Linked DNA regions of Homo sapiens: regions 2, 3 and 4 are each linked to region 1. A link is a loop called in an ENCODE intact Hi-C map of the cell type or tissue named here. Cell type or tissue: B cell. All regions are shown on one strand. Links, peaks and the distances in the headings refer to the core of each region. The heading gives the core; the rest is flanking DNA. Region 1 overlaps LOC124903915 (a long non-coding RNA gene). Region 2 has its middle 22 kb from the start of ALOX15B. Region 3 holds the start of TRS-CGA1-1 (tRNA-Ser (anticodon CGA) 1-1). Region 4 holds the start of LOC107985075 (a long non-coding RNA gene).

Region 1 (5,891 bases), core at 395-5,394:
TCCAGGCTCATTTTGTGTATTTCCTGCCACAGTCCTGCAATCAGCCATTTCTCCAAGGACCCCTATTTTCTTTTATTGGCAAATGGTTTTAGAATCCAAGATCTGGGCCCTAGGTGTGCTTGTTGCTTTTGAGGTATCATTGCTTCTGGACCCTCACATCTGAGAAAGCAAGGAAATATATGTGTGTATACTAACCCACGTATATACACAAACATGTATTTCCATATATAACCATCCATATCTATATTAAGCTAAGCATGAATTCATACTGATGTCTCCAACTTTAATCCATTACTACATGGATCATTCTAGCCACCTCCCTTGTTTATCTAAACTCCCACCCCAACTGTGAGAAACCTGGCTTCCATAATTTGCCATCTATTTACTTAATTGTTTATTCCAGGACACGTGTATAGGAGTATCAGAATTGTTTTGTTTTTCTTTTTAAATTCTTTATTATTATTATTATTATTATTATTTGAGACGGAGTTTTGTTCTTGTTGCCCATGCTAGAGTGCAATGTTGCAATCTCAGTTCACTGCAACCTTCACCTCTCAGGTTCAAGCGATTCTCCTGCCTCAGCCTCCTGAGTAGCTGGAATTACAAGCACGAACCACCACACCTGGCTAATTTGTTTTTGTATTTTTAGTAGAAACAGGGTTTCACCATGTTAGCCAGGCTGGTCTCGAACTCCTGACCTCAGGTGATCCTCCCGCCTTGGCCTCCCAAAGTGCTGGTATTACAGGCATGAGCCACTGCACCCGGCCTAAACTTTTTCTTCTTTCTTTCTTTTTTTTTTTGAGATGGAGTTTTGCTGTTGTCGCCCAGGCTGGAGCACAATGGCATGATCTTGGCATACTGCAACCTCTGCCTCCCGGGTTCAAGCGATTCTCCTGCTTCAGCCTCCCAAGTAGCTGAGATTACAGGCATGCGCCACCACGCCTGGCTAATTTTGTATTTTTAGTAGAAACAGGGTTTCTCCATGTTGGTCAGGCTGGTTTGCGAACTCCCGACCTCAGGTGATCCACCTGCCTCGGCCTCCCAAAGTGCTAGGATTACAGGGGTGAGCCACCACACCCAGCCTAAAATTTTTCTTTATATGTGCCAGGCACAGTAGCTCATGCCTGTAATCCCAGCAGTTCGGGAGGCTGAGGCAGGTGGATCACCTGAGGTCAGGAGTTCAAGACGATCCTGGGCAGCATGGCAAAACCCCGTCTCTACTAAAAATACAGAAATTAGCTGGGCGTGGTGGCACGCACCTGTAGTCCCAGCTACTTGGGAGGCTGAGGCACGAGAATTACTTGAACCTGGGAGGCGGAGGTTGCTGTGAGCCAAGATCGCGTCGTTGCACTCCAGCCTAGGTTACAGAGCAAGATTCCGTTTCAATAAAATAAAATAAAATATTTCTTTATTTGTAATCATAATGTCTCAAAAGAGAATTGTTAACACATACCCCTGTGGAGAACAATCTTATAAACTAGGGTACAGTGCTTATGTGTAGTTCCATTTGCCTTTGATCTTACAGACTCGACTCATTTCCAAAATTACTCAGGTCAGCACCTTTCCCCCAGCTCCCTTCAGAAAAGTTATTTCATACATTAGTAGTATCATTAAATTCTTTTGCCACAATCTGCCTTCCATATTGGGTTCCCTGACCTCCTAATTTTTTTTTTAATTAAAAATATCAGGAGTCAAAAAAAATAAAATAAAAAAAATATCAGGAGTCTGGGCGTGGTGGCTCACACCTGTAATCCCAGCACTTTGGGAGGCCAAGGCAGGCAGATCACCTGAGGTTGGGGGTGTGAAACCAGCCTGACCAACATGGGGAAACTTCTTCTCTACTAAAAAAAATACAAAATTAGCTGGGGGTGGTGGCGCATGCCTGTAATCCCAGCTACTCGGGAGGCTGAGGCAGGAGAATCACTTGAACCCCGGAAGTGGAGGTTGCAGTGAGCAGGAGATTGCGCCATTGCACTCCAGCCTGGGCAACAAGAGTTAAACTCTGTCTCAAAATTACATCTATCTATCTATCTATCTATCTATCTATCTATCTATCTATCTATCTATATATATATATATCAGGGCTGGGCATGGTGGCTCAGGCCTGTAATCCCAGCACTTTGGGAGGCTGAGGTCAGCGGATCATGAGGTCGAGAGATCGAGACCATCCTGCCCAACATGGTGAACCCTCATCTCTACTAAAAAAAAAAAATACAAAAATTGGCCGGGTGTGGTGGCTCATGCCTGTAATCTCAGCACTTTGGGAGGCCGAGGAGGGCGGATCACCAGGTCATGAGGTCGAGACCATCCTGGCTAACACAATGAAACCCCATCTCTACTAAAAATACAAAAAATTAGCCAGGCGTGGTGGCAGGTGCCTGTAGTCCCAGCTACTAGGGAGGCTGAGGCAGGAAAATGGCATGAACCCAGGAGGCGGAGCTTGCAGTGAGCCGAGATCGCGTCACTGCACTCCAGCCTGGGCGACAGAGTGAGACTCTGTCTCAAAAAAAAAAAAAAAAATTGAGGCCGGATGCAGTGGCTCATGCTTGTAATCCCAGCACTTTGGGAGGCCGAGGTGGGTGGATCACCTAAGGCCAGGAGTTCGAGACCAGCCTGGTCAACCTGGTGAAACCCCATTTCTACTAAAAATACAAAAATTAGCTGGGTGTGGTGGCGGGCACCTGTAATCCCAGCTACTCGGGAGGCTGAAGCAGGAGAATCACTTCAACCCAGGAGGCGGAGTTTGCAGCGAGCCGAGATCGCACCACTGCACTCCAGCTGGGCAACAGAGCTAGACTCCGTCTCAAAAAACAACAACAACAACAACAACAAAACAAACAAACAAAAAAAACCCAAAAATGTATAATTAGGCCCAAGGTCACCTAGATTTTCTTTTATGTTTTCTTCTAGAAGCTTTATAGTTTTACTTTTTACATTTAGGTCTATGATCCATTTTGAGTTAATTTTTGTAAATTATGTGAGGTCTGGGTTTGGTTTCTTCTCATCCTCCTCTCTCTTTTCTTCTTTCTTCTTTCCTCCTCCTCCTCCTTCGTCGTCTTCTTCCTCTTCCTCCTCTTCTTCTCCTTCTTCTTCTTTTTCTCCTTCTTCTTTCTTCTTCTTCCTTTGGTCCTTTGTAAAAAATCTGTTTTCTATATTTGTGTGGCTCGATTTCTGTGCCCTCACTTCTGTTCCCTTGATCTGTGTGTCTAGCCTTTGACCAATATCATGCTGTCTTGATTTATTGTAGGCTGTTACCATTTTTTCCTGGATGTGAATGTCATGAATCAGATTTGAGAGGAGTTGCATAGGGAACGTAAAAGTCCCCAGGTGTCTGAAAGAAGGGGTGGTAACATAGAGAGGGAGCGAGAAAGACGGGGAGGCTTGGAGGGCAGGGGGCTGTGTCTTTCTTGCCTCTTCCTTGGTAGCCTAGACACTGATGGGTTCCTTTTGGCTGCTGAGCGCGCACCCGAAGTGCTCAAACTCCACCTAGTGGTGGTGAGGAAGGATCGTCTCTGTGTATCCTCACCTGGGCCAAAACCTGTATAAATTCCCAGAGCAGGCCAGCTTTTCCTTACTGCTTCTTCCTGATTTATCCCCCATCACAGGCAGGCTACCTACATTAACAGCTTTGCAGACAGAAATGAGGCCCAGGTGTTCTGTGCTCCATGAAAGAGTCTACTGGACTTCCAAGTCCTGGCCCTACCGGAGGGAGCTGGACTCAACACTTCTTTTATTAGAAGCTCCCTTTATAAGGGATTGTTTTGTTGTAAGTGACAGAAATCCAACTCAAACTAGCTTACAAAAAGGGAACTCATTGACTCACACAACTGAAAGCTCCAGACACACACATGACTTCAGGCCAGCAGAATCAGGCACTCAAATCTGTCTCTCTCCACCTCTGCCATGTATCGGTTTTATTCTCAGGCCACCTCACTGATGGCCACTAGCAGCTGCAGGCCCATATTCCACCAGCTTAGCATCCTCAGTGGAAATGTAACTGCCCAGTGGGCTCTTCCTGTCCTCTGCACAAATAAAGACCACGGCATTGCAGTAAAGAAAGAGTTTAATTGACACGAGGCCGGCCATGCCACATGCAAAATTGATTATTACTCAAGTCAATCTCCCTGAAAATTCAGAGATCAGGGTTTTTGATAATTTGGTGGGTAGGGGGTCAGAAAGTGGGGAGTGCTAATTGGTTAGGTGGGAGACGAAATCACAGGGAGTTGAAACTCTCCTCTTTCACTGGGTCGGTTCCTGGGTGGGGGCCACAAGAACAGATGAACCAGTTTATTGATCCGGGTGTTGCCAGATGATGCTTTGAGTGCAGGGTCTGCAAAATATCACAAGCACTCATCTTAGGTTTTACAAGAATGATGTTATCCCCAGGAGCAATTTGGGGAGGTTCAGAATCTTGCAGCCTCCAGCTGCATGACTCCTAAACCAAATCTTATTTATTTATTTTTTTTTTGAGACGGAGTATCGCTTTGTCACCCAGGCTGGAGTGTAATGGCATGGTCTCTGATCACTGCAACCTCTGTCTCCTGGGTTCAAGCGATTCTCCTGTCTCAGCCTCCCGAGTAGCTGGGACTACAGGCGTGCGCCACCACACCCGGCTAATATTTTGTATTTTTAGTAGAGACAGGGTTTCACCATGTTGGCCAGGCTGGCCTTGAACTCCTGACCTCGTGATCTGCCAACCTCGGCCTCCCAAAGTGCTGGGATTACAGGCATAAGCCACTGTGCCCAGCCGAAACGGGAGTTTTATTACATTATTACTCAAATCAGTCTCCCCAAGCAGAATCAGTTTTTTGTTTGTTTGTTTGTTTGTTTGTTTGTTTTTGAGACGGAGTCTCGCTCTGTCGCCCAGGCTGGAGTGCAATGGCGCCATCTTGGCTCACTGCAAGCTCCGCCTCCCGGGTTCACGCCATTCTCCTGCCTCAGCCTCCCCAGTAGCTGGGCCTACAGGCCCCCGCCACCACGCCCGGCTAATTTTTTGTACTTTTAGTAGAGACGGGGTTTCACCGTGTTAGCCAGGATGGTCTCGATCTCCTGACGTCGTGATCTGCCCGCCTCAGCCTCCCAAAGTGCTGGGATTAGAGGCTTGAGCCACCGCACCCGGCTACCAGAATCAGAGTTTTTAAAGATCATTTGGCGGGTAGGGACTTGGGAAGTGGGGAGTGCTGATTGGTCAGGTTGGAGATGGAATTGCAGGGGGTCGAAGTGAGGTTTTCTTGCTGTCTTCTGTTCCTGGGTGTGATGACAGAACAGGTGGTGCCAGATTAAGGTCTGGGTGGTATCAGCTGATTCATAGAGCCAGCGGCTGCATGACCCCCAAACTAATTTATAATCTTGTAGCTAATCTGTCAATTTGTTAGTCCTGCAAAGGCAGACTGGTCCCCAGGCAAGAAGGGGGTCTTTTCAGTTAAGGACTATTAACAATTTTGTTTCAGAGTCAAACCATGAACTGAATTCCTTCCCAAAGTTAGTTCAGCCTACGCTGAGGAATGAACAAGGACAGCTTAAAGATTAGAAGCAACATGGAACTGGTGAGGTCTGATTTCTTTCACTGTCATAATTTCCTCAGTTATAACTTTACAAAGGCGATTTTAAGACCCTGTCTCAAAAACAAACAAACAAACAAACAAAAACTATCGTGATCCACTCCCCCTACTCTGCTCTGAAACCTTCAGGGCCTGTCTGCCCGGTGTGATTGCTCACGATATGGCCTCCATGTGTCCCTCTTTTCATTTCAGATCAGTTTGTTTCCCTTTCACGGTTCTCCAGACGTGCCTACTTTCCTCTTCGCTGTGCCTGCGCTTCCCTGGATTCCCACAATGCTCCTTCATGCCCTGCCTCTTGGCTTGGCTAAACCCCTCTGCCTGATTTTAAAT
Region 2 (5,891 bases), core at 545-5,544, 240 kb before region 1:
GGAACCACGAGCGCATGGTGTAGCACCAGTACAACATAAGGCTGCACTGCCATCTAATGTTAATGAATCGCCATTACAGTTTACTATTCGGCAGGCTAGATTAGCCGGAGATCTTGATGCCTGGCAGTTTGCAGTAGTTTTGCAACCCCCACGACAGCAAGGTGGAGCCCATCAAGCGGTATGGGAACCATTTTCTTTTAAGCTGCTCAAAGATCTTAAAGCAGCTGTTGGTCAGTATGGTCCCAATTCGCCTTTCATCCGATCGCTATTGCAATCTGTGGCTCAGAATAAGCTATTGACTCCGTGTGATTGGGAGATTTTAACGAAAGTTACACTTTCGCCCTCCCAATTTCTTCAGTTTAAGACTTGGTGGACCGACGAGGCTCAAAATCAAGATCGAAAAAACCGTGCTGCTAATCCTGCTATTGCCATTACATTTGAACAACTTCTAGGAATAGGGGGTCAATGGGGAACTGTAAACAACCATCAGGACTTCGAGATGATGCCATTGAACAAATTCGCAATTGCTGTTTGAGGGCATGGGAGAAAATTCAGGATCTGGGAACTACTTATCAGTCTTTTAATTCTATTAGACAAGGCTCAAAGGAACCATATCCTGATTTCATTGCTCGCCTTCAAGACGCAGCACAGAAGGCTCTCACTGATGAAAGTGCCAGGAAGGCCGGGTGCGGTGGCTCATGCCTGTAATCCCAGCACTTTGGGAGGCCGAGGTGGGCGGATCACCTGAGGTCGGGAGTTGGAGACCAGCCTGACCAACATGGAGAAACCCCGTCTCTACTAAAAATATAAAAATTAGCCGGGCGTGATGGCACATGTCTGTAATCCCAGCTACTCAGGAGGCTGAGGCAGGAGAATTGCTTGAACCCAGGAGGCGGAGGTTGCGGTGAGCCGAGATCACGCCACTGCACTCCAGCCTGGGTAACAAGAGCGAAACTCCGCCTCAAAAAAAAAAAAAAAAAAAGAAAGAAAGAAAGAAAGTGCCAGGAAGGTGATTGTAGAATTATTGGCTTGTGAGAATACTAACCCTGAATGCCAGTCAGCTATTCACCCAGTGAAAGGAAAGGTTCCGGTGGGAGTTGATGTGATTAATGAATATATCAGGGCATGTAATGGAGTTGGTGGAATCATGCATAAGGCTATGATAATGGTTCAAGCCACGACAGAGTTAAAAGTGGGAGGTCCAATTAAAAACTTTTCAGGCAATTGTTACAATTGTGGGCAATTTGGACACACAAAAAAGGAACGTAAGAACAAATCGAACAAACAGGCAAGATATAATCAAATAAAAGAACCACCTGGCTTATGTCCCAGGTGCCAGAAGGGTAAACATTGGGCTAATCAGTGTCACTTCAAATTTGACAAAAATGGCCAACCGTTACAACCGCAGTCGGGAAACAGGAAGAGGGGCCAGCCTCAGGCCCCGCTCCAAACGGGGGCATTCTCACTCCAGCAGTTGGTCCCTCAGTCGGTCATTGCCTCTAGTCCAACCACCATCATTGTCTCTTGCCCAACCACCACAGTAACACAATTGGCGCCAGCTACAGCAGGGAGTACAGGCTTAGATTTATGTTTCCCAAAAGCTATCTCTCTGCTTCCAGGGAAATCCCCTCAAAAAGTCCCCACTGGAGTATTTGGCCCTTTACCTGATGGACAGTTGGACTTGTTTTAGGAACATCTAGTCTAAACTTAAAAGGAGTTCAGATTCATACTGGGCTGATTGATTCAGATTTTGTGGGAGAAATTCAATTGGTTATTAGTTCCAGTATTCCTTGGAGTGCAAACCCAGGAGATAGAATTGCTCAGCTGTTGTTATTACCTTATGTAATAGTAGAAAAAAGTACAGTAAAAAGAGAAAGTGGTTTTGGCAGTACTGACAGTGAAGGAAAAGCAGCCTATTGAGTAAATCAAGCTTCTAAAAACAGACCTGTGTGCACAATGATTCAGGGAAAACAGTTTGAAGGACTGGTAGACACAGGTGCTAATATTTCAATTATAGCTCTAAATCAGTGGCCAAAAGCGTGGCCCCGACAAAAGGCTTCTATGGGCTTGATTGGAGTAGGCACAGCATCTGAAGTCTATCAAAGTGCTACAATTTTACATCGTTTAAGACCAGATGGGCAGGAAGTCACCATCCAACCTATGATTACTTTCATTCCCATTAATTTGTAGGGGAGAGATTTGTTACAGCAATGGGGTACAGAAATCACCATTCCCCCTGCAATTTACAGTCCTGAGAGCCAAAGAATGATGACCAAAATGGGATATATTCCTGGGAAAGGATTAGGAAAAAAATGAGGACGGAATAACCCAGCCGATTGAGGTCTCAGTTAAATTTGACCGAAGAGGAATTGGATATCCTTCTTAGGTGCGGCCACTGTTGAGCCTCCAAAGCCCATTGCATTAAAACGGAAAACTCCAAAACCTGTTTGGGTTGATCAGTGGCCGCTTCCTCAACAAAAACTGGAGGCATTACATTCATTGGCAAAAGAACAATTAGACAAAGGACATATTGAACCATCTTTTTCACCATGGAACGCCCCAGTTTTTGTAATTCAGAAAAAATTCGCTAGATGGCGCATATTGACCGACTTATGAGCGGTTAACGCAGCCATTCAACCGATGGGAGCTCTCCAACCAGGGTTGCCATCTCCGGCCATGATCCCAAAAGAATGGCCGATGGTAATAATTGATCTAAAAGATTGTGTTTTTTACTATTCCTTTGGCTCCTCAGGATTTTGAGAAATTTGCATTTACAATACCTGCCATGAATAACAAGGAACCAGCTACTATATATCGATGGAAAGTTGTACCCCAAGGAATGTTAAATAGTCAAACTTTTGTTGGAAAGGTTATTCAGCTTGTCAGGGATCAGTTTCCTGATTGCTATATTATTCATTATGTTGATGACATTTTATGTGCTGCTGCAAGCAGGGACAGACGGATTGAGTGTTTTGCTAGGCTACAAGAAGTGGTGGGACTTACAGGTCTCGCTATAGCACCAGATAAAATCCATACTACACCCTATCATTACCTGGGAATGAGGGTACAGGAGAAAACAGTAAAGCCTCAAAAGGAGGAAATTCGTAAAGAGTCCTTAAAAACCTTAAATGATTTCCAAAAATTATTAGGGGACGTTAATTGGATAAGACCTACTTTAGGAATTCCCACCTAAGCAATGTCTAAACTGTTTGCTTTGCTGAGATGGGATCCAAATTCATGTAGCAAAAGAACTCTGATGCCTGCTGCAGCTGAAGAGTTACAAATGATTGAGGAAAAAATTCAAAGTGCTCAAGTCCGTAGAAGAGATCCTAGTGTTCCATTACAGCTCTTAGTGTTCCCTACTCTCCATTCTCCTATAGGAGTGATTGTTCAAAATGTTGACTTAGTTAAATTGTCCTTTTTAACGCACAGTACGACTAGAACTTTCTCAATTTATTTAGATCAAATAGCTATTCTTATAGGCCAAATACAACTGAGAATAGTCAGACTCATTGGCACCGATCGAGATAAAAATGTAGTTCCTTTAAACAAAGCACAGGTTCGACAAGCCTTTATTAATTCGTCAGAATGGCAGTCAAATCTGGCTGATTTTGTTGGCAGTATAGATATTCATTACCCTAAAACTAAAATGTTTCAGTTCCTAAAAATTGACTACCTAAATTTTACCCAAAATAACTAGTTCCATTCCTTTGGAGGGAGCCGTAACTATCTTTACTGATGGCTCTCAGAATGGAAAAGCAGCTTATACAGGACCGGAAGAAAAGATTATTCAAACTCAGTTTCATTCTGCACAAAGAGCTGAGCTACAAGCAGTTATATCTGTATTGGAAGATTGTAATCAACCTGTTAATATAATCTCTGACTCTGCTTACGTATTCCAAGCTGCCAAAATGGTAAAAACAGCTTTAGTAAAACATATTTCTGATGATCAGTTAAATTTCTTGTTTAGTTCACTTCAACAAGCAGTTAGGACTCAAAATTTTCCCTTTTATATTACACATATTTAGGCTCACACAAACTTACCAGGACCTTTAACCCTATTAAATAATCAAGCAAATTTATTAGTGACGCCTGTTCTAACAGTGTCCGGCCTCTGAGCCCAAGCTAAGCCATCATATCCCCTATGACCTGCACGTATACATCCAGATGCCCTGAAGCAACTGAAGAATCACAAAAGACGTGAAAATGGCTGGTTTCTGCCTTAACTGATGACATTACCTTGTGAAATTCCTTCTCCTGGCTCAGAAGCTCCCCTACTGAGCACCTTGCAACCCCCGCCCCTGCCCGCCAGAGAACAACCCCCTTTGACTGTAATTTTCCACTACCTACCCAAATCCTATAAAAGGGCCCCACCCCTATCTCCCTTCGCTGACTCTCTTTTCGGACTCAGCCCACCTGCACCCAGGTGAAATAAACAGCCTTGTTGCTCACACAAAGCCTGTTTGGTGGTCTCTTCACACAGACGCGAACAAAAGCTCAAAACTTCCATTCCCTAATTCATGTAAATGCTGCTGGATTAAAAAATAAATATTCATTTACCTGGAAACAAGCTAAAAATATAGTACAACATCCTCAGTGCCAAGTGCTACAGCTACCCACCCAAAAACCTGAAGGTAACCCTAGGGGGCTTCAACCAAATGCAGTGTGGCAAATGGACATGACTCATGTCCCATCATTCGGAAAACTTTCTTTCGTACATGTTACTGTTAATACTTTTTCTCGGTTTATCTGGGCTACACGCCAAACTGGAGAAAGCACAGCTCACGTAAAACGACATTTATTATCTTGTTTTGCAGTCATGGGTGTGCCACAGAAAGGAAAAATGGTCTGGTGGAAGGATACCAGAACCAAAACTTGGAAATTAAGAAAAAGTATTACTTGGGGGAGGGGTTTTCCTTGTGTTTCACCAAGAGACAATCAAACACTCATTTGGATACCCAATAGACATTTAAAATTCTACAATGAACCCTACACCGACCGGTCAGAAAAAAGGAAAGAATCAAAAGAGAAAGAAGACCGGTCCCTTCGACCTGTCTTTTCGGGAGCTGAGGAAAATGGTGAAGCTGAGCGTCTCGGAGAAAAAACAGAAGACGGAGAAGACTCGCTAGGCTACACCACTGACATGGGGACAGATAAAGAAGCTGACTCAATTGGCAGAGGACACCCTAAAGGAGAAACAACTAGCGATTACACCGGGTAATATGATCTTGGCTGCCTTGATGGTAATCACCACGGCGGTAAGTCTCTCTGCTGTTTCAGCTAAGCAAAATTTTACTACTGGGCTTATGTTCCATTTCCTCCTTTGATTAGACCTGTCACTTGGATGGACTCCCCTACTGAAGTTTATACAAATGGTAGTATCTGGATGCCTGGGCCGACTTATGATAGCTGTCCTGCATAGCCTGAGGAGGAGGGCATGTTAATGAATGGGATAATTGGGTATAAATACCCTCCAGTTTGTTTAGGAATTGCTCCTGGATGTTTGCCATTACAAATACAAAGTTGGATGGTCTACGTACCTCCTCATAATCGTTCTCAACCTAGTTATCACGTAGTGAGTGGAATGTCTTTTCAACCCATCAGGACTGTAAAAACTTAAGGGGATAGTTATTATCAGTCAAATATAAAAGTCCAAAATTGCAAGCCTAAGGGATTGGCTTGCCCTAAAAGGAATCCAGAATGGTCAGAAAAATGAGAAATTCTTACTTGGGAGGTTTGTGTGGCAGATAATGCGGTAGTTTTGCGAAATGGTTCTCATGGGGTCATTATAGACTGGGCTCCTAAGGAATCTTTTGCTAGAAATTGCACCGGACAAAACGCTGGGTGCGCTGGGGACTCCTTTATGATCGAATATAGAAATGATCCATATA
Region 3 (5,891 bases), core at 533-5,532, 160 kb before region 1:
TTTTGGTAGAGATAGGGTTTCACCATATTGACCAGGCTGGTCATCCACCCGCCTTGGCCTCCCAGGTGCTGGGATTACAGGTGTCAGCCACCGCGCCTGGTCCCTGATTTATGTTTTAAAAGGATCAATCTACCCAATATATTAAGAGTAGAGGCCAGCCAGGAGCGGTGGCTCACGCCTGTAATCCCAGCACTTTGGGGGGCCGAGGCGGGTGGATCAAGAGGTCAAGAGATCAAGACCATCCTGGCCAACATGGCGAAACCCCGTCTCTACTAAAAATACAAAAATTAGCCGGGCATGGTGGTGCGCGCCTATAGTCCCAGCTACTTAGGCAGCTGAGGCAGGAGAATCGCTTGAACCTGGGAGGCAGAGCCATGCAGTGAGCCGAGATCGTGCCACTGCACTCCAGCCTGGGTGACAGAGCCAGACTCCGTCTCAAAAAAAAAAAAAAAAAAAAAAAAAAGAGAGTAGAGGCCAGGCGTGGTGGCTCACACCTGTAATCCCAGCACTTTGGGAGGCTGGGTGGGGGGGTATGGATCACTTGAGGTCAAGAGTTCGAGACCAGCCTGGGCAACATGGTAAAACCCCATTTCTACTAAAAATACAAAATTTAGCTGGGCGTGGTGGTGCACACCTGTAGTCCCAGCTACTTGGGAGGCTGAGGTATGAGAATCACTTGAACTCAGGAGGCTGCAGTGAGCCCAGATCACGCCACTGCACTCCAGTCTTGGAGGCAGAGCAAGACCCTGTTCAAAAAAAAAAAAAAAAAAAGTAGACTCTGGAACTAGCCAGGAAATAACTTAGGGGGTATTGCAATAATCTAGGTGAGAGATGAGGGTGGCTTGGACCATGGTGTAATGGCAAATAGTCAAATGTTAGACTTTTTTCTTTTTTTGTTTGAGACAGGGTCTCATTCCATCACCCAGGCTAGAGTTCAGTGGTGTAATCACTGCTCACTGCAGCCTCAACCTCCCGGGCTCAAGTGATACTCCCTCTTCAGCCTCCCAAATAGCTGGGATAACAAGCATGCTCAGCTAATTTTTTTTTTTTTTTAATCTTCACAGAGACTGGGGTCTTGTTATGTTGCTCAGGCTGGTCCTGAACTCCTGGACGCAAGAGATCCTCCTGCCTTGGCCACCCAAAGCGCTGGGATTACACGTGTGAGCCACCACACCTGACCCTAACATATTGTAAATAGAAATGGCTCATTTGATGTAGAGTGGGAGAGAAAGAGAACAATCAAGGACGACGCTAAGGTTTTTAGTCTAAATAACTGAAGGAATGGAATTTCCATTTATTGAGATGAAAGGATCACAGGTGAAGGAGGTTTGGGGAAGAAGCCTAGGCGTTTGGTTTGCACTTTTTTTTTTTTTTTTTTGAGACGGAGTTTCACTCTTTTTCCCCAGGCTGGAGTGCAATGGCATGATCTCGGCTCACCGCAACCTCCGCCTCCCGGGTTCAAGTGATTCTCCTTCCTCAGCCTCCCGAGTAGCTGGGACTACAGGCATGTGCCACCACGCCCGGCTAAGTTTCTGTTTTTAGTAGAGACGGGGTTTCTCCATGTTGGTTGGGCTAGTCTCGAACTCCCGACCTCAGGTGAGCCGCCCGCCTCGGCCTCCCAAAGTGCTGGGATTACAGGCACGAGACACCGCGCCCGGCCTTGGTTTGCACATTTTAAGTTTGTGATCTGTATTAGCTTTTTCCAAGTGTAGATGATATGTGGGCAATAATACATAAGCATCTGTAACTCAGGGGGGAGTTCTGGAGCTGGAGATGAAAATCTGGGATGTATTAATGTATTACCTGATATTTAAAGCCATGAAACTGGAAATGACCAAGGTAGTGGGTACAGATAGAGAAGAGGTTGGAAAATTGAGCCTTGGGAACAGTCCAACATTTAGAGATCCAGAAGGTGAGGAACAGCAAAGAAGTCTGAGAATAAGCTGCTGATGAAGTAGAAGGAATATCAGAAGGACGTAGTGTCCTAGAAGGCAAGCGAAGAGTGTTTCTAATGGAAGAGTGAGCATCGGTATCAGCTTCCACGAAGTAATGGTCAATAGATTTAGCAATGTGATGATCATTCGGCAACCTTAACAAGGGCAGCTTTGATGGGGGCGGTGGACACCTGATTAGCAAGGGTCCAAAGGAGAGTGGGAAGATGGAATTGGATAACTTGCTCTGTTTGCTGTAGAAGGGAGTAGAGAAATTGAGTGGTAGCTGGACAGGCGTGTGGGGTCAAGATAGCTTTTGTTGTCTTGCTTCTAAATTGGGGGAAATTAGTGTCTGTAGGCTGAAGAGAAAAATCAAGTAGAGAGGGATTTTTTTTTTTTTGAGATGGAGTTTTGCTATTGTTGCCCAGGCTGGAGTGCAATGGCGCGACCTTCGTCTCCCGGATTCAAGAGCTTCTGCTGCCTCAGCCTCCCGAGTAGCTGGGATTACAGGCGTGCGTCAGCCACCACGCCCGGCTAATTTTGTATTTTTAGTAGAGATTGGGGTTTCACTGGTCTCGGACTCCTGACCTCAAGTGATCCACCCGTCAAGCCTCCCAAAGTGTTGAGATTACAGGCGTGAGCCACTACGCCCGGCTGAGAGGGAAATTTTGATGGTATAGGAAAAAGCAGTGTCTTTGAGATGGCCAGAGGGATGGGAAATCTAGTAAAAGTAGGGGTTGGCTTTAGGTGGAAGCATTCTTCTACAATAATGAAGGAAAAGAAGAGTACGTGGTCACCGACTCAATTAGGTAGGTAGGTAGGTAGGTGCGATGTGAATGTTGATGGGGAACTCCGGAATGGTTTATTTTCTCAGTGAATCAGGAAGTAAAAGCTGAGAAGGGATTCGTAGTTTGAGGTGAGGGTAGGAATGAAACAGTCTCATGGGGCAGTATGAGAGTGAATGAATTGGAGGAAAGTAACGATTGCTGAGTAGCACTAAGGAGCCACCCGAGTGTGGTGGCGTTAGGAATTGAAATCCGCAGTAAAAAAGTTTTTGCAGGTCGATAGGACTATGAGAATCGCAAGAGGGCGCTCGCGGGCTGGTCCCTGACGGCCGAGTCTCTGAGATTCTCAGAATAACGCGGGAGATTCTCCAAGGAAAGAACCAGAAAACAAACTGCTTTTTCCTTCTCCAGAGACCGAGATACCTAAATACCAAAACTAGTGACGCTGTGAGCAGGATTCGAACCTGCGCGGGGAGACCCCATTGGATTTCGAGTCCAACGCCTTAACCACTCGGCCATCACAGCCGCGTGCGCTGTCGGCCCTGTGCAACTATAGCTGCCTATCAACACGCCCGCCTCCAGCCGGCTCCGCCCGGCTCCGCCCGGCTCCACCCGCGCCGCCTAGAGACGTCTGCGCTCGTGCGCCTCTGCTCGGTGGCGCAGACCATGCCTTCCCTCCAGCAGACGTCAGCAGCCCCATTGGAGCGGCAGCCTTCCTATTCTCCCTCTCCTCCCTGAGCATAGGATGGAAACAAAACGGGTCCAAATCCGAGCCCTGTCTTCCATACTCTTGAGGACAGACCCTGAGATGCCTACTTCAGGCTACTTCATGAAACCGAAGTGAGAATCTGTAGTTTCCAATACACACTAAAAGTGCAGGGAAACGGAGGTCCAAAGACGGATTGGCATGTAAGAAGAATCTTAGGGAGAGTCTAGAAGAAATGTTTCTTAGAAAGGCCCTTTGAAAGTGGAGAAGTGTACTTGCAGCAATAATATATCACTCCCCGCTAACTCAGGCACCGCTGGGATTCGAACCCAGGATCTCCTGTTTACTAGACAGGCGCTTTAACCAGCTAAGCCACGGCGCCGGCGTAAAACAGGTGTTCCTCAAGATAAATCAACTCTTAGTGGGTGACAGTAAGTGAAAATCAGCAAACTGCCTGCAGTGGTTCCTCAGTGACTCATCCCTTCCTAAGGTGCCTCTTCCCTTTCAGGTTCTGAGCCAAAGGGTTAATGCTTTGCTTCTCCATTCTTCCACACCTTTGGGGCCAACTCAACCATGAGTGAGCACATGACTCCATGTGTCCCTTAGCTACCTAGACTGACCTGCTGAAGGGCCCTCTCTGTGTGGTGACCAAGAAGCCAAGGAAGGCCGGGCGCGGTGGCTCACGCCTGTAATCCCAGCACTTTGGGAGGCCAAGGCGGGCAGATCACCTAAGGTCAGGAGTCCGCGACCAGCCTGACCAAAAATGGTGAAACCCCATCGCTACTAAAAATACAAAATTAGCCGGGCGCGGTGGTGGGCACCTATAATCCCAGCTACTCGGGAGGCTGAGGCAGGAGAATCGCTTGAACCCGGGAGGCAGACGTTGCAGCGAGCCGAGATTGCACCATTGCACTCCAGCTGGGTGACAGAGCGAAATTCCGTCTCAAATAAAAAAAAGGAAGCCAAGGAAGACAAACACCCTCGAATACCTCAGGGCACCACGGAGTTAAGCAGGGTTCCTCTGCCTTGGCCACCCGTGACCCGGGCTGGAGCTTACCCAAGCCCTTGGCCACACGCACCTCTCAGCTCTCCTTCCCAGGGCAAACCCAGCTGAGGCCATGCTAGAGGGGACAGCAGAGTCTGAGCTGGACGTGGACGTAGCGGGCTCAGCAGGGCCCTCACCTGGACAGGATGGGGGAAAAGAGGAATGGGGGTCGTCAGGAGATGGCCCTGTACACCCTCACTACAACCTTCCCAAAAGCAGGGCCACATCTCCCCTTGACATGCTCCCCTCACCCCAACCCCAAACTTCATTCCACAAAGTCCTGGGCGTTTTTATCTTTTTGTATTAAAAAAGTAGTAACAGACACAAATATCAAAAACACAAATGCCATCGGCAGAGGGTACAGCTGAGAACGCCTGGGTCCCACCTGAGGGGCAGCACCAGGGACTCCATGGTCCACCAACCTCCCCCACTCCAGAGCAGCTAGGGGCTGGAACCCCCGGGTCCTGCTTGGGCCTCAGGCTCTCCTCCCATCTGGGGAGGAGGTGGGAGAGAGAGCTGTCTCCCCGCAATAAATAAGTGCAGCCCCAACCCTCAAGAGTCAGATTCAGGCTCAGCTGGAATATGGAGAGGCCACTTCAGCAGCTTGTCAGCAACTTTGTCCAGGGGAGGGAAGGATTCCTCTCCAAAGGTGGGAGGTGACACTCCTCTGGGCTGGGCTGCGGAGTTCTGCTCTCTGCTCCCTAAGAGGCCAGAGGCAGCCCCTGGATCCTAGGCTGGTGATGGGGGTCCGGCCCCCTATGGTGGGAGAAGCTGGGGCAGTTTCCCACTGGTTGGTCTAGCCACATCTGAGTTCTGAGAATTGGGACATAGGAGAAGAAAGCCTCTCATGGACTCCTGGAGATGGTCCCAGAATGGAGTCTAGCTGGTGCAGTTTCCTGCTGTAGGTAAGGCTGGACTGGATGAGCTCCTGCCTTCTTCCTCCTCCTCCATAGCCAAGTCCTGAGAGCTTGAAGCCTTGGCCCCGCCTTGGGCCTCCTCGCAGCCCTCTCCCTCACCACTGCCGCCACCGCTGCTGCCCTGCTCGCCTCCACCCTCTTCCATGGGCTCCAGCCCCAGTCCATCCAGCTCTGAGAAGAGTGGGTCATCAGGGTGACCAGGATCTTGGGTGCTGCTCCCACAGTCCACACAGGCCTTGGTGAGAGAAATGGACATGAGAGAGTCAGACAGGGTTCTCACTGCTAACCTGCCAGCGCAGCTTCCCACCCCCAGCCCACTGTGCTTCCCGAAATGTACTCCCAAGAAGCACCAGTCCACACAGATGCACCTGCGGTCCAACAAGGTTGGACAGTGCCTTGTGCCCTCTACCCAGATGCCGTTACAGGACAGTCACAATGCATATTAGCATAGGATAGGCTGTGAAAAGTTCTGCAAAGACTCACGCGGCTTAATATTCTATAATCCAC
Region 4 (5,000 bases), core at 1-5,000, 220 kb before region 1:
TTCCTCTGCCAGACCAGATTCCCAAGGCAGAGGCTAAGTCTAATTATCTCAGTATTTCCAGTAGGGACCTGACCCCCTTCAGGGATTGGTTTTCCAGGTGGATGGATGGATGAAGTCAAAGAGACAAGCACACCCCACAGACACATATACATGCACACACTCACAGATGCACACACATAGGGGCATACAAGTACAGCTGGCCCTCCGTATCCATGGGTTCCACACCAGTGGATTCCACCAGCAACAGATGGAAAATATTCTGGGAGAAAAAGTGTCTCTACTGAACGTGTACAGACTTTTTTTCCTTGTCATTCCCTAAACAATACAGTGTAACAACTATCTACATAGCATTTACATTGTATTGTATTGGGTACTATAAGAAATCCAGAAAGGATCTATTTTATTTCATTTTATTTATTTATTTATTTATTTATTTATTTATTTATTTATTTATTTTTGAGAAGGAGTCTTGCTCTGTCACCAGGCTGGAGTGCAGTGGCACGATCTCTGCTCACTGCAACCTCTGCCTCCTGGGTTCAAGAGATTCTCCTGCCTCAGCCTCCTGAATATCTGGGACTACAGGCGCCGCCCCCGACCATGCCCAGCTAATTTTTGTAGTTTTAGTAAAGATGGGGTTTCCCCATGTTGGCCAAGCTGGTCTTGAGCTCCTGACCTCAGGTAATCTGCCCACCTCGGCCTCCCAAAGTGCTGGGGATTACAGGCGTGAGCCACCACACCGGGCCTAGAGAGCGGGCCTAGAGAGGATTGAAAATACACAAGAGGGCCGGGCGAGGTGGCTCACGCCTGTAGTCCCAGCACTTTGGGAGGCTGAGGCGGGAGAATCGCTTGAGCCCAGGAGTGCAACATGGAAGAAAGCGTAGCGCTCCTTGTGTACACGCAGCAGCAAGAGCTCACCCAGCTCCGCTGAGCAGCGCACTTTGTACTTCTGTACCTCAGGGGACCAAGACAGCAAGCAGGTGAGAGGCGGGGAACTGCCAAGGCGGTCCTTGAGCCTTGCAAGGTGCATCTCCACCTAAGCCTATTCGGGCATACAAACCTGAGCTGCTCCCAGCCCATACCGGGCTTTTGTATGAACTAGAAAAATGTGCCCAGGCTGGACGCGGTGGCTCACGCCTGTGATCCCAACACACAAGAAGATGTGTGTAAGTTATATGTAAATACTGGGACTTTTTTTTTTTTTTTTTTTTTGAGATGGAGTCTCGCTCTGTCGCCCAGAGCGACATGCAGTGGCATGATCTAGGCTCACTGCAAGCTCCGCTTCCTGGGTTCACGCCATTTTCCTGCCTCAGCCTCCCGAGTAGCTGGGACTACAGGCGCCCGCCACCACGCCCGGCTAAATTTTTGTATTTTTAGTAGAGACGGGGTTTCACCGTGTTAGCCAGGATGGTCTCGATCTCCTGACCTCGTGATCCGCCCGCCTCGGCCTCCCAAAGTGCTGGGATTACAGGCGTGAGCCACCGCGTCCGGCAATACTGGGACATTTTATATAAGAAACTTGAGCATCTGCAGATTTTGGCATCCCGGGGAGGTCCTGGAACCAATCTCTCAAGGATAACGAGAGACGGCTGAATACATGCAGGTCCACACGCTCACATAAGCGCGCGCACACTCGGAGGAGCATTCGCGCACACAGAGGCTCAGCGGCAGCGCCGCCTGCAGCCCAGGCACCTGGATGGCGATGGGCATCATCTTGCCCTCGGGTCCAAAGTGCAGCAGGCAGAGGGGGGCGCAGTGGTGCTGCTTCCGGCCGCTGAGCTCCACGGTGGGGATGCCCTCCATGATGCGGTAGTCGGCCAGGTAAATGTTCCCCTTCTGGAGGGGAGCCGCGATGGGTGGCAAGTAGGCACCCACACGGGAAGCCCGTGACCCGCGCCGCAGGTGCACAGGGCGCTGGCGACTAGGGGCAGGGGTGGGACGGGGACAGGGACGCGGGGTGCGGGCTTGCCTGGGACTGGCGCGGGCGCCGGAGGTGGGGAGAGACGGGGATGCCCGCGAGGGAGGCCGGGAGGAGGGCCGGGGTCTCCGCCGGAGCGGGCCTCACCTCCAGCTCCGCTTGCAAGCACGTTCCCTCGCCCAGGAACGGAGCCACCATGTCGTCTGTGACGGGGAACTTGTCTGGGATCCGCGTGCAGCGGCGGATCAGGCCGGGGTTGACGCCGTTGAGGTACTGGTACCCAAAGAAGGTGTCCTCTGCCCAGTGCTCGGCCACGTACTCTGCGAGGACGGCGCGAGGGCGTCACAAGGAGGCCCGGCCCCCCTCGGGGACGGAGAGGCATGGGACAGAAGAAGACTATGGGCACCGAGAGGAGTCGGGGAGGAAAACGAGGCCCCCAGCCTGGCGCTGAGCGGCCGGAGGAGCCCGGTGCGACATTTTCCAAGAAGCCGCCAGAGGGCGCGCGCGCGCCTCGCTGCCTCTCCCGTCCCACTGCCCCGAAGTCGGGGGCCTGCCTAGCACGCCGGAGACCGCCTGGCTCCCCCTGCTCGATCCGGGACGCCCCATTCCATACCGGAGACGACAGATTTCTTGCCAGGGAAAATTTTCCTAATGTCCTTCAGCCTCTTCCACGAATGTTTGCAGTCCAACAGGCCGCGGACTTTGAAAGCCAGTGCCCTAGGAGATGGGATTCCAGGAAGAGGCCTTCAGAGGGGCTGCCAAGCGCCGGCTGGGGCAGGTGGCGGGGCCGCCCCATCCACTTAGGTCTCTGGGTCTCAGGGTCTGTGCGTCGCAAAGTCTCTGGGTCCCATGTCTCAAGATCTTTGCATCTCTAGGTCTCTGGGATCATGTCTCAGGTTTTCTGGGTCTGCGTTTCAGCTCCCTCTGCCTTCCTGGCCATTCCAACCTCTGGGGCTGTCTTGGAGGCCGCCAAGGTTGGGGGAGAGGGAAAGTTCTTGCAGGAGCCCTCGTTCTCCCGTCACTCACACGGACTCACATGGGCCCCAGGCGGACGAAGAAGGAGGCCGTCTTGAGGAAGGAGTAGCGGAGATTTAAGTTCAGGAACTTGGTGGCCTTAAAGTTGATGAGAATTGGGAATCCCGGAATATAGCCATTCCACCTGTGGGGAGAAGCGCAGGGCAACTGGGATCCAGGGGGCGGGGAGGAGGCAGGCGCCCAGGGGAAAACCATGGGCGGGGCCCAGCACAGCTTCGGGTCCTTACTCAGGCCGGTTGGGGTTGCGATGCCTCCGCACCGGAGGGCGGTAACTGGGAATGTGCACATAGCTGGGCAGGCCAGGAAGAAAGACTCGCCAGCTGCAAGGGAAACCGAGATGTCACCCTCATGCCCGTGCACCACCCCAGGGCAAAGGGCCAGAGCCATCACTGCCCCCCACCTCCCTGGACCCCTGCCGGGCGCCCAGACTCTGCCACCCGCCCCCTCACTGGTAGAAGTCCTGCTTGGCTCTGATCTCCTCTTTTCTGTGCTCCAGGAGGACGGGGAGCGAGTCATCTGCTGTTGTCTTTCCTGTAGGGAGACCAAGGAGAGGACTCAAGGGCTGACCCTTGCCCCTGCCCACTTCAGGAAGCAGGAGTTCAGCTTCTGTGCCCCAGGTCGTCTCTGGGGGGGCCCATGACCAAGGAGTGGGAAGGCTCACCTTGGGAGAGTGAAGGTGCGTCCTGTCCGGAAATATCAGATAAAAGAATCACGGACCCACCCTCTTTCCTCTTGCTCTACTGTCAAGCTAAGCTCTGCTGCTGCAAAAAGTCCCTCCTCTAGACCCACTGAAATATTTTTTATTTCTATAAATTCATGGAGTACAAGAGCAATGTTGTTACATGCATAGTGGCCAAGTTAGGGCTTTAGGTTACCCATCACCCAAATAAAGTATATTGTACCCATTAAGTAATTTCTCATCATCCACCCCCTCCCATCCTCTCACCCTTGAGAGTCTCCATTGTCTATTGTTTTGCTATGTCCATGTGTACACATTTTTTTTTTAATGGAGTCTCGTTCTTGTCACCCAGCCTGGAATGCAATGGCATGATCTCGGCTCACTGCAACCTCTGCCTCCTGGGTTCAAGCGATTCTGCTGCCTCAGTGTCCGGAGTAGGTGGGATTACAGGTGCCTGCCACCATGCCCGGCTACTTTTTGTATTTTTAGTAGACACGTGGTTTCGCCATGTTGTCCAGGGTGGTCTCGAACTCCTGACCTCAGGTCATCTGCACGCCTCTGCCTCCCAAAGTGCTGGGATTATAGGTGTGAGCCACCACACCTGGCCCATGTGTACACATTTTTTAACACCCATTTATGGGTGAGAACATTCGGTATTTGACTTTCTGGTCTGGCTTGTTTCACTTAAGATAATGACTTCTAGTTCCATCCATGTTGCTGCAAATGACATGATTTCATTTTTTTCATGACTGAATAGTATTCCACTGTGTATATATACCACATTTTCTTTATCCAGTCATCCATTAGGGCACTTAGGGTGATTCCATATCTTTGCTAGTGTGAATAGCGCCACAATAAATAAGGCATCTTTTTGATATGTTGATTTCTTTTCCTTTGGGTATATACCACTGAAATATTAATAACTGACAGTTGTTTAGCACTTACTAGGTCCCAGGTATTGGGAAAAGGGCTTGTGGGGTGCCTGTATAAACTGGCCATAAAAATATGTGACAGTAAGCTGTGGAAAGTCACAAAAGGCCTCTGAGGAGGAAAGCGTTCTTATCGCCATTATGTTCCCATGCTCTGAGCGTTAACCTGCTGTCTTATCTATAAACACTGTGTTCAAGGAGAAAGACACTCCTTTGAAACCTGGAAGGTGGACAGACGCGCAGGCTCCTAGTTAAGCCTGTTCCCACTAGCTGCTCTCCGATAAGTTAAAGATGTGCTGTTTGAGCACAAAGGAGATTCGTTTAAACCGCTATTGCTATAGATTACGCCTGTGACGCACTGCCTCCCTTTCAGTGTTTCACCCTGAACATCTGCTTCTTAGATCTAAGTGACTGTACTCAATAAATAGTGTGGAGACCAGAA

What was found. Peaks named below come from ENCODE experiments on the same cell type or tissue, not always from the same donor. Only the 100,000 strongest peaks of a DNase experiment are listed, where the experiment ranks them.
Region 2: it touches region 1 in a loop (25-fold over the local background); 39 of 110 quality-filtered maps call a loop at or near these places.
Region 3: it touches region 1 in a loop (21-fold over the local background); 26 of 110 quality-filtered maps call a loop at or near these places.
Region 4: a loop joins it to region 1, with 15 times the contacts of the local background. A loop is called at or near these places in 51 of 110 quality-filtered maps.

Annotation. Positions count from the first base shown.
Region 1 is chr17:8,297,343-8,303,233 of GRCh38, forward strand. It overlaps LOC124903915 (a long non-coding RNA gene), which reads right to left. Exons shown (of 2, transcript XR_007065606.1): 2 at 4,046-4,330. Among named protein-coding and RNA genes, the nearest start is that of SLC25A35, 4.9 kb to the left of the region's middle. In B cell, for the core only: CTCF peaks have their summits at 3,496 (motif pointing left) and 3,696; a DNase peak (open chromatin) is centred at 3,469; H3K27ac peaks cover 443 bases.
Region 2 is chr17:8,057,803-8,063,693 of GRCh38, forward strand. No RefSeq gene overlaps it. Among named protein-coding and RNA genes, the nearest start is that of ALOX15B, 22 kb to the left of the region's middle. RefSeq lists an enhancer at 1-392. In B cell, for the core only: CTCF peaks have their summits at 2,603 and 2,806; DNase peaks (open chromatin) are centred at 1,459, 2,589 and 5,308; H3K27me3 peaks cover 2,850 bases.
Region 3 is chr17:8,135,722-8,141,612 of GRCh38, forward strand. PER1 (period circadian regulator 1) reads right to left here. Exons shown (of 23, transcript NM_002616.3): 23 at 4,751-5,619. The coding sequence ends at 5,347. It overlaps TRS-CGA1-1 (tRNA-Ser (anticodon CGA) 1-1), which reads right to left and starts at 3,241; the gene lies at 3,160-3,241. TRT-AGT5-1 (tRNA-Thr (anticodon AGT) 5-1) reads right to left here and starts at 3,804; the gene lies at 3,731-3,804. RefSeq lists silencers at 3,111-3,170, 3,191-3,360, 3,721-3,770 and an enhancer at 4,168-4,846. In B cell, for the core only: CTCF peaks have their summits at 3,026 (motif pointing right) and 3,227; DNase peaks (open chromatin) are centred at 3,200, 3,810, 4,530, 5,350 and 1 weaker place; H3K4me3 peaks cover 1,771 bases; H3K27ac peaks cover 1,791 bases.
Region 4 is chr17:8,077,707-8,082,706 of GRCh38, forward strand. It overlaps ALOX12B (arachidonate 12-lipoxygenase, 12R type), which reads right to left. Exons shown (of 15, transcript NM_001139.3): 3 at 3,400-3,481; 4 at 3,178-3,270; 5 at 2,952-3,074; 6 at 2,529-2,632; 7 at 2,063-2,235; 8 at 1,690-1,833. LOC107985075 (a long non-coding RNA gene) reads left to right here and starts at 1,742. Exons shown (of 2, transcript XR_001752778.2): 1 at 1,742-1,818; 2 at 2,099-5,000. RefSeq lists a silencer at 1,916-2,095 and an enhancer at 2,156-2,265. In B cell, for the core only: CTCF peaks have their summits at 2,432 (motif pointing right) and 2,638; DNase peaks (open chromatin) are centred at 953, 1,775 and 2,285; H3K4me3 peaks cover 1,471 bases; H3K27ac peaks cover 847 bases; H3K27me3 peaks cover 301 bases.